Regions from separate parts of the Homo sapiens genome. Here all the other regions are linked to region 2. Evidence: chromatin contacts called from ENCODE Hi-C or POLR2A ChIA-PET data. All regions are on one chromosome and are shown on one strand. Each heading gives the region's core, a stretch centred on a gene start or an enhancer-like site at or near the end of the contact. The rest is flanking DNA. Distances are from core to core; before and after follow the strand shown. Region 1 holds the start of TPP1 (tripeptidyl peptidase 1). Region 2 holds the start of CYB5R2 (cytochrome b5 reductase 2). Region 3 holds the start of SMPD1 (sphingomyelin phosphodiesterase 1).

Evidence for each region. A loop is a pair of places that touch in the nucleus more often than their neighbours do. ChIA-PET counts read pairs that join two places held with the same protein, here RNA polymerase II (POLR2A). Pooled maps may share reads with other maps.
Region 1: a pooled map shows a loop between it and region 2 (4-fold over the local background). The contact joins the promoter of TPP1 here to the promoter of CYB5R2 in region 2. A Hi-C loop is called at or near these places in 6 of 50 pooled maps. POLR2A ChIA-PET finds 5 or more read pairs at or near these places in 2 of 52 experiments (AG04449 and activated CD4-positive, alpha-beta T cell).
Region 3: a map of A673 shows a loop between it and region 2 (12-fold over the local background). The contact joins the promoter of SMPD1 here to the promoter of CYB5R2 in region 2. A Hi-C loop is called at or near these places in 1 of 168 maps with a recorded cell type or tissue (A673) and 2 of 50 pooled maps. POLR2A ChIA-PET finds 5 or more read pairs at or near these places in 1 of 52 experiments (WTC11).

Annotation. Positions count from the first base shown.
Region 1 is chr11:6,618,172-6,620,871 of GRCh38, forward strand. It overlaps TPP1 (tripeptidyl peptidase 1), which reads right to left and starts at 1,251. Exons shown (of 13, transcript NM_000391.4): 1 at 1,213-1,251; 2 at 1,025-1,096; 3 at 605-744. The coding sequence starts at 1,229. RefSeq lists a silencer at 972-1,021 and an enhancer at 1,572-1,621.
Region 2 is chr11:7,672,122-7,674,991 of GRCh38, forward strand. It overlaps CYB5R2 (cytochrome b5 reductase 2), which reads right to left and starts at 1,379. Exons shown (of 9, transcript NM_016229.5): 1 at 1,298-1,379; 2 at 627-770; 3 at 330-402. The coding sequence starts at 704. RefSeq lists enhancers at 992-1,041, 1,062-1,161 and a silencer at 1,682-1,891.
Region 3 is chr11:6,388,995-6,391,723 of GRCh38, forward strand. SMPD1 (sphingomyelin phosphodiesterase 1) reads left to right here and starts at 1,480. Exons shown (of 6, transcript NM_000543.5): 1 at 1,480-1,922; 2 at 2,390-2,729. The coding sequence starts at 1,605. It overlaps LOC124902624 (a long non-coding RNA gene), which reads right to left and starts at 1,362. Exons shown (of 2, transcript XR_007062573.1): 1 at 1,113-1,362. RefSeq lists a silencer at 1,197-1,696.

The sequences.
Region 1 (2,700 bases), core at 1-2,500, 1.1 Mb before region 2:
ACACGATGGTGAGTCACTGTTTCCTGCCATGCACACTAGTGTCACACTGCCCCGTCCCCAGCCTCTGCAGTTCACAAGCACACACTCCCCCTGCTGTGAAGGGCTTTAACCAGGAGAAGGAACCAATCCATTTTGACTGTTGGAGAGACTGTTTTGAAGCAGAGTGGGGGAGTACAGTGAGGGGTGGGGTGGAGGGAGGAGACTGCAGATCAGCTGGGGAGCTGGGCAGTAGTCCAGGAGTGGGAATAAATAACGGAGTTGGTCGTAACAAAAGACGGCAAGAAGGAGATTAATCCAAAGGCTCTTTGGGAGTTAGAACTGGCAGCCTTAGTATGTGAACAAAAGAGGAAATTAGAATGGATTTGAGGGTAGGGGAAGGAACGTAAGTTGTACTAGATGCCTGGTAGCTAGTAAGTAGCAGAGTCAGAATTTGAGTTCGTATTTGATCATAAAGCCTGTATACTGAACCACATCCCCTTTTAGGTTTCTAGCCTGAGGAACACAAGTGTCTTGGCAGGCTCTGACATGATCGCCATCCCATGCCCAACCCAGCCCTGTGTCCCTCCACCGCATCCCACATCCTGTCCTCAGTCCCAAAAGGCACCGTATTGAGGAGAGCTGGGATCCGACACAGCCTGCACCAGCTCCGAGAGTCTTTCCACATTCTGCTGTCTCAGGGCAAAGGTGAGACTCAGCTCTTCCTCAGGGTCCGCACGGCCCAGGGACACCCAGCCTGGGGGCAGCCTGTAGGGTCAGGGGTCAGGGACATGGCTTTGGTTAGGGTGGAGATGGAAAATATTGGTCATGGAAGGTTCCAGATTAGGAGCTGAGACCTTGGGGAGGATCCTAGGAGCAGATACAGATCACATGAGGTGAATGATAGGGGACTGAGGCTAGGAACATAGAGATGAAGCTATGGAGTGCGTACTAGGAGCTGGCACGGGGGTGAGAGAAGCTAGGACCAGGACAGTGGGAGGCAGAACAGGGTATGGGGAAGGGGGCAGTCTGTGCTAAGTCAACTCACGTCCTCCGCTGGTCGGGCTCCGGGCTGTAACTGCATTTGCCAGAGAGGATGAGGGCAAAGAGCCCTAGGAGGCTGTAGGGGCAGCAGGTGGGTTTCAGTGGGAGCTACGTTGTCCTTGTGTTCCCACCCTCCCAATGTGTGCTCCCTCCAACGTGATCCCTTTCTCCCGAGCCCTCTCAATTTCTCACCAGGCTTGGAGTCCCATTCTGCCCTTCCGCGGATCTGCTGTCATGTGACGGATCACATGAGCTCTATATTCCACCACCACTACCCCTCTGCCTAGTAACTAGTGACGGTACTGGCTCCTCCCTTGCATGGGTGGTCCCAAATGCTAGGCAAGGGTGGGGCCGCCACCCGGATTCTCCCCTCTGGCCAGTCAAGCACTGAGTAAGCCCAGGGCTCCCCACCTGCGTCCTGAGCCTGGTCCCCTGGGAATCACCACAAGTGAGTGGGCTGTAGAGACCCACAGACTGGGGTTCTTCCTAGCTGTATGACATCAGCAAAATAACCTCTCAGAGCCTAGGTTTCTGCATTTACAATATGGAGACTTATATAAAAGTGATCTGCCTCGAAAGATTGCAGTGAAAAAATTTTTTTCCTCTTTTATCCTTTATGTCCCCATATTATCAATTTTGTCTTCATTTTACGACTACATTTATGAACAGAGTAAAGCTTTTGCAAGACCAGGATCCTTTTATTCAAATCAGTTTCCAGTTTTAAGTAGCTTCCCAGGAGATCTACAATCAGCTGGGGTCCTGTTTATTATGGGTTCCCAAGGTTTTCAAGGAAATCAACTTTGTTCTAAGGGCCATGGAGGAATCTTGCATCTTGTTTAGTGGGCTCAGGTGGATAAAATGGAAACGGACCTTTGCTTCTTCTAATGGTAACTCAAAGCCCACAAGGAGGTCTGAGTTTACTACTTCCAACTGGGGTCATTACAAGAGGATTTTCAATGAGAGTTAAAACCCTGAGGATTCAATTCCCTTCCAGTCTTCCTTTTTTTCCCCCCAAAAATCCATATGGAAGATGGTGTCAGCAGTGTCATTTTAACTTCCAAAACCATTAATCCAATACTCATGTGAAATCCCTTGTTCTGACCTCAATACTTTTTAGATAGATCCCTCTACTCCTGCTGTTGTCCTACAGGCCACTGGCTTCCATTAACCTATAGATTATATTCCCACACTGAAGATTATGGCACTTCACCTTTCTGTCCATCCCAACTCCTGCGATCATTTGACCTAGATGATCAAAATATCTAGGTAAAAGACCCATTCAACACCCTAACCTTCCATTTCTTCATCTCATTAAACCCAGTGAGCATTACCTTCACTTCACTTAAGCAAACCAGTCCCATGGCTGCATTGGGCTTGCTATCTCTCAAAACTGCTCTACCTTTGAAATTATAATTATAGAATGCTTTCTTAGACTATAACCTTCTGTTTTTTCAAGCCATTGTTTTTCCTCACTCCTATTAATCTGACTTCTCTCTGTCCATTGATCCCTCCAGTTTCCCACTAAGCGTGGATCCTAGAGCTGTATTTACTAGCATCATGCTCAGAAACATTTCCCTTTGACCACAACTTTTTTTTTTTTTTCTAATTTCCTCAATCTCATGAACTTCTCAAACACTGGCCAATTGCCTTTCCCTCACAGCCTGGCTCCCCAAAGAACAG
Region 2 (2,870 bases), core at 129-2,628:
TAGACTGAGGCTCAGAGAGATTGAAGGACTTCCCTTAAGTTCCCCAGCAAGGAGCCTTCCATGAGATTTTAGGCCTTTTGGCTCTAGGTTCAGTTCTTTTCAATGCTCACTGAGGTACCACTCTCGTGTCAGCCCAATTGGAATAATGAAGAAAAGAAATTTTCTGTCCCACATCCATCCCCCTATCTATCTCCCTGAGCTCACAGGCTCAGGAGGAGCAAGAGGGCATCTTCCACACCTCAGGACGTGGGAAACCTGTGTTTCTGTTAAGAGAGGAGGGCCTAGCCCCCAGAGGCCCCAGTCCTGGTGATGACCCAAGCCCGGCTCACCTACAGGAAGCCCTAAGACATGGTCCGGCGAAGGCAGTCCAAAGCGGAACCTCCGGGTGTTGTGGCTGATTTTCTGATAAAACAAAACATAGGCAGGTTCTGTCAGCTTTCTAGAAGCCTTGCTGGGCAGCTGAGATGCCTGGGAAAGGAGGTCCGTTTGGCGCTATTCCAGCACACACACACACACACACAGGGCGGCGGGGAGTGAACTGGAGGCCATGAGATGACTGTCTGGATGCCCTGCCATCCCAGCCATCATCCACTTACTGCCTTCCACCCACAGGGCTGACCCATTACCTCTTTCTCAATCAAGGGCAGCGGGTACTTGGCTTCAGGGTCCTGTAAGGTGATTGGCTCTCTCCTCCTGGAGTTCATGCTCTTCAGGACCAACACGAGCACAGTGACCCCAGTGACGGTGATGGTCAGGAGCAGGGACGGGTCCTGGCAGACACAATGTGAACAGAGCACCTCAGGTCTTGCCCGCCCTGGACAGGGCAGCTCTCAGGCGCAGAACACCCTCCCCACACCAAAGGCACAGGAGCTGAGCTCTGCCTGCAGGAAATAGGCAAAGAGAACAGTAGTGACACAGAAGGCGGCTGGGAGAGCCTGTCGTGGACCAGAGGGTAGGGAGGGGTCAGCTGCAGGTCACACAGGAAGGATGTTTCAGGCCCCTGGAGCAGGCAGCACACATGGCCTGGGGTGCTCAGGTCACTAGGCCCCTCCTGGCTACAGCCAAAGGTTCATACACTGGAAGTCCCTTCCTTGAGGTGAAGGGGGAGGACATCACCCCTAACACACAATCCGGAATGAGGGGCCCAGTCCCTAAAGACAGAACTAGGGTGCGTAGCTCTAAGAGGTGCCCCGTGACTTAGGGCCTGGGGACTCCCCAACAGTCTCCTGGACAGGGCGAAGGGGGCCTGGGCACTCAACTGCCAGAGACTCGGGAGCCTCCCCGCATCTGTCCCTACCCTACAAGGCCGCCCTGCTCCTCTCCCAACTCAAGCCCGACAGGGAAAGTTGCCTCTCCTCCCGCCGGGTCACTGGAGTCTCAGCCTTCCGGAATCCGAGCCGGCCCGCCCCACTCCCCGCCCTTCGCGGTCCCGCCCACGACCTCTCCCCACGCCTCCCGCTCCGGCCCCCAACCTCCCGGTCGGACGTTCGTTCCCGGCTCTAGCCGGCCTCCGCGCCTCTGGCCTCTTTCCTTCCGGCCGTCCCGACGGAGATATTTCTTCAATACTCCATAAATACACCCCGCCGCGGAACCCACCCGGAGTGAGACGCCCAACACGTCGTCGAACTGGGGTTGGCCGGGGGCCGCTCCCCGCCGCGGGCCCGCAGACTCGTGGCGTCGCCCCGCAGCTCCGCCTGGCCGACGGGGAACCGGCCGAGACCCGGACACGCACGCCCGGGAGGACAAAAGCGCGGGCGGACCCCGCAGGCTGGGACCCCGGCGGCTGGCCCGCTCCCCGAGAAGGGCCGTGGTCGGGGGGCTCTCACTCACGAGCCGCTGGCTCTGGGTCAGCCCTGCCCCCAGGGCAGCGCTCCATCATGAGGCTGGCGGGGCGCTGAGCCGTGGCGTCCTCGCTCCTGCGCTGCCCCTCTGCATCCTGGCCCCTTCCCTGCACACGCAGAGCTGCCACACTGAGCGCCCCTCAGCTTACTTAAGCTCGGCAAGGCTGGAGAAGGCCGTCTGGGTGACCGGGCGGAGGGGGATGCTGGGGAAGGAAGAATTCAGGCAGCTGCAAAGAGCGCGCGAATATATTCATTCGACATACCTCATGGGCGCCTACCCTGGGCCTGGTCCGGGGCGGGTGTTTGCGGGGTGGGGCCGAAGCAGGGGCGTCGCCGAGTTGAAGACGTGTACTCCGAGCGCTCCTGCGTTCATTCATTCGCTGGGTGGAGAGAGGAAGGACAAGAGCCCCGCGCCGATCGGAGGGGAGCAGAATAGTAGGCACAGTTAGAGGGTCTTCACGGTGCGTTTCGGAACCTTGGCTGCCCGGCTCGCCCTTGATTACAGGCAAAGGCAAATTCTTGCCTCAGGACCTGTGTGAAACAGAGAAGCCCAGAAGCAGATCCCCACCTGTTTGACTCTGCTAGGGCTGCTGTAACAAAGTGCCGCAGACTGAGCGGCTTAAACAACAAAAATTTATTGTCTCGCAGGTCTGGGGGCTGGAAGTCCAAAATCAAGGTGTGGGCAGAGTGGGTTCCTTCTGAGGGCTGTGAGGGAAGGATCTGTTCCATGCCTCTCCTAGGTTTGTAGGAGAGGGGCTAGGAGAAGGGGCATCTTCTTCCTATGTCTCCACATTTTCATCCCTCTGTGTGTGTCCCTGTGTCCAAATTTCCCCTTTTATGAAGACACCAGTCATATTCAATTAGGGTCCATCCTAATGACCTTGTTTTAACTTGATTACCTATGTAAAGGCTCTACCTTCAAATAAGGTCATATCCTTAGGTACTGGGGCTTAGGGCTTCAACATAAGAATCAGGGTGAAAACAATAACCCATAACACTTTACCAACCCTTCTCCCCAAGACACACACC
Region 3 (2,729 bases), core at 230-2,729, 1.3 Mb before region 2:
GATAAAAAGGTTTTGTTTTGTTTTGTTTTTCATAGTACATAATCTTAAAAATGCATGCTAATTATTACTGTGAGTACTCTATCTGAGATGATGTCCCCAGAACTGGGGGGAAAAAACACTTGTAAAAAATTATCAAAGGAAAGAACTGACAGGACTTGATAGCTCTGAGGATTCCTCAGAAGCACTCGTCAAACAGCTTAGGGTTTAATTGCTATTCTGCCACTTAACTTCTTTGTGCCTCATCCTATCTGTAAAGGAGGGTAATAATAGTATTTGCAGGGACCAAGGGAAACTTTCCCTTCGCCCTCTGAAATTCTGCTGAAAAATCAACCCACAAAAAACAGATTAATTGAAGAAAAGGCATAGAAATTGTATTAATGTGTCCACGGGGAACCACAGAGTGACTACCCACTTCCCAGACGAGTTCAGAAGCTTAGGTGTCATTCAGGCAAAGGGGGTTGTGGGAGTGAGGGGAAGAGGAATTCTGCTGAGGGAGAAGGAATGGATCAGGGAACAGATTAACTAGCACATTATCATGTGAAGGGGTCTGTTCAGGTGTGATTATATTCTTGGTTTTGTAGGGAGGGGAAGAAAAAAACCGTTGTTCCTTTTGATGGGTCTGGACGCTAGGTAACGGCTTTGGGAGAGAGGGCGCGGGAGTAGGAAGGCCAGACACACCTTAAGGCTTAACTTAGTAAGTCAAACCACCATATTTTGGGTATGGATTTCTGAGCCCCAATATAATAGGTACTTCTTAGGGTTGTTGTGAGAATTGAAGATTATTAATTATAAAGTGCCTGGGTTGGTGCTTGGCACATCATAAACAACTCCATAAATGCTCGCTTTTACTGTCGTGGATACACGGAGGTGGGAGACCCAATTGGGTTCCCGCCCATGTTATTGGCCCCCACGGCTATATGGTCTTTACGGCTTCCTAGTCTCTTCACCATCTCTAAGGTTTGTTTCCTCATCTGAATCACAGGTGAGTGATTCTCAGGGTGACTCAAGAGGGCTGGTGCCAGTGGCAGAGCATGGGGAATCGAGGGAAGGCGCCTTCCTGTCAGAGGCAACACACCCAGTGGGAGGATCCTGCCCGCCCTGCTCTCTCCTACCTCCCCTTCCCGGGCTAAACGCTGGGGTCGGTCTGGCAGCTATTCCGGGAATCTGAGCGCGGATTCTGACAAAGGAGACGTCTTCCACCGACCACATCACATGGAGCTCCAAAGCACGAGCACGGCCTCCCGCGGCTGTGACCTCAAGGCGGAGCCCCTGGTGACCTCAGGGAGAGTCCCCACCCCCGCAGCCCGTGCGCCCGGGGCAGGGCGGGGGCAGGGAGAGGGGGCGGAATCGGGGCGGTCCCGGGAGCGCCCCGCCCCCTCCGCCTCCGCAGCGTTGACAGCCGCCCGCCACCGAGAGATCAGCTGTCAGAGATCAGAGGAAGAGGAAGGGGCGGAGCTGCTTTGCGGCCGGCCGCGGAGCAGTCAGCCGACTACAGAGAAGGGTAATCGGGTGTCCCCGGCGCCGCCCGGGGCCCTGAGGGCTGGCTAGGGTCCAGGCCGGGGGGGACGGGACAGACGAACCAGCCCCGTGTAGGAAGCGCGACAATGCCCCGCTACGGAGCGTCACTCCGCCAGAGCTGCCCCAGGTCCGGCCGGGAGCAGGGACAAGACGGGACCGCCGGAGCCCCCGGACTCCTTTGGATGGGCCTGGTGCTGGCGCTGGCGCTGGCGCTGGCGCTGGCGCTGGCTCTGTCTGACTCTCGGGTTCTCTGGGCTCCGGCAGAGGCTCACCCTCTTTCTCCCCAAGGCCATCCTGCCAGGTTACATCGCATAGTGCCCCGGCTCCGAGATGTCTTTGGGTGGGGGAACCTCACCTGCCCAATCTGCAAAGGTCTATTCACCGCCATCAACCTCGGGCTGAAGGTGAGCACTGAAGGGGCTGCAGTGGAGGAGGCCGAAAGGAGTGCTGGGGCTGGGGGCTGGGGCTGATGCTGGTGCGCTGGGCTCAGAATGCATCCCTGATGGAGAGGGTGGCATCTACAATCCATCACTGAGTTTGCTCCCCTTTGGGGACACCCATGGCTACATGCCACCATCACCCCATTGTGACCTTTGTGAAGTAAGAAAATAATGCAGACAGTGCCTGAGGAAGTCAGCTTGCCAAGCAAAGGCCTCATGCCACAGGCCGCTGAGCTAAAGAAGAAGCGATGGCCTGGTGCTGCCTGAGTTACAGGGCAATATCTGGAAGGCAAAGGTGTGCACTGAGCTTGGTGCACTGAGTCCTGCCCAGCCCCAGTTTGGAAATGGAGGCCCAAGGGGTGGTGGCCAGGGGTTGGCCTGGTTCCTCTGCTCTGCCTCTGATTTCTCACCATGCGCTCCTCCCACTGCAGAAGGAACCCAATGTGGCTCGCGTGGGCTCCGTGGCCATCAAGCTGTGCAATCTGCTGAAGATAGCACCACCTGCCGTGTGCCAATCCATTGTCCACCTCTTTGAGGATGACATGGTGGAGGTGTGGAGACGCTCAGTGCTGAGCCCATCTGAGGCCTGTGGCCTGCTCCTGGGCTCCACCTGTGGGCACTGGGACATTTTCTCATCTTGGAACATCTCTTTGCCTACTGTGCCGAAGCCGCCCCCCAAACCCCCTAGCCCCCCAGCCCCAGGTGCCCCTGTCAGCCGCATCCTCTTCCTCACTGACCTGCACTGGGATCATGACTACCTGGAGGGCACGG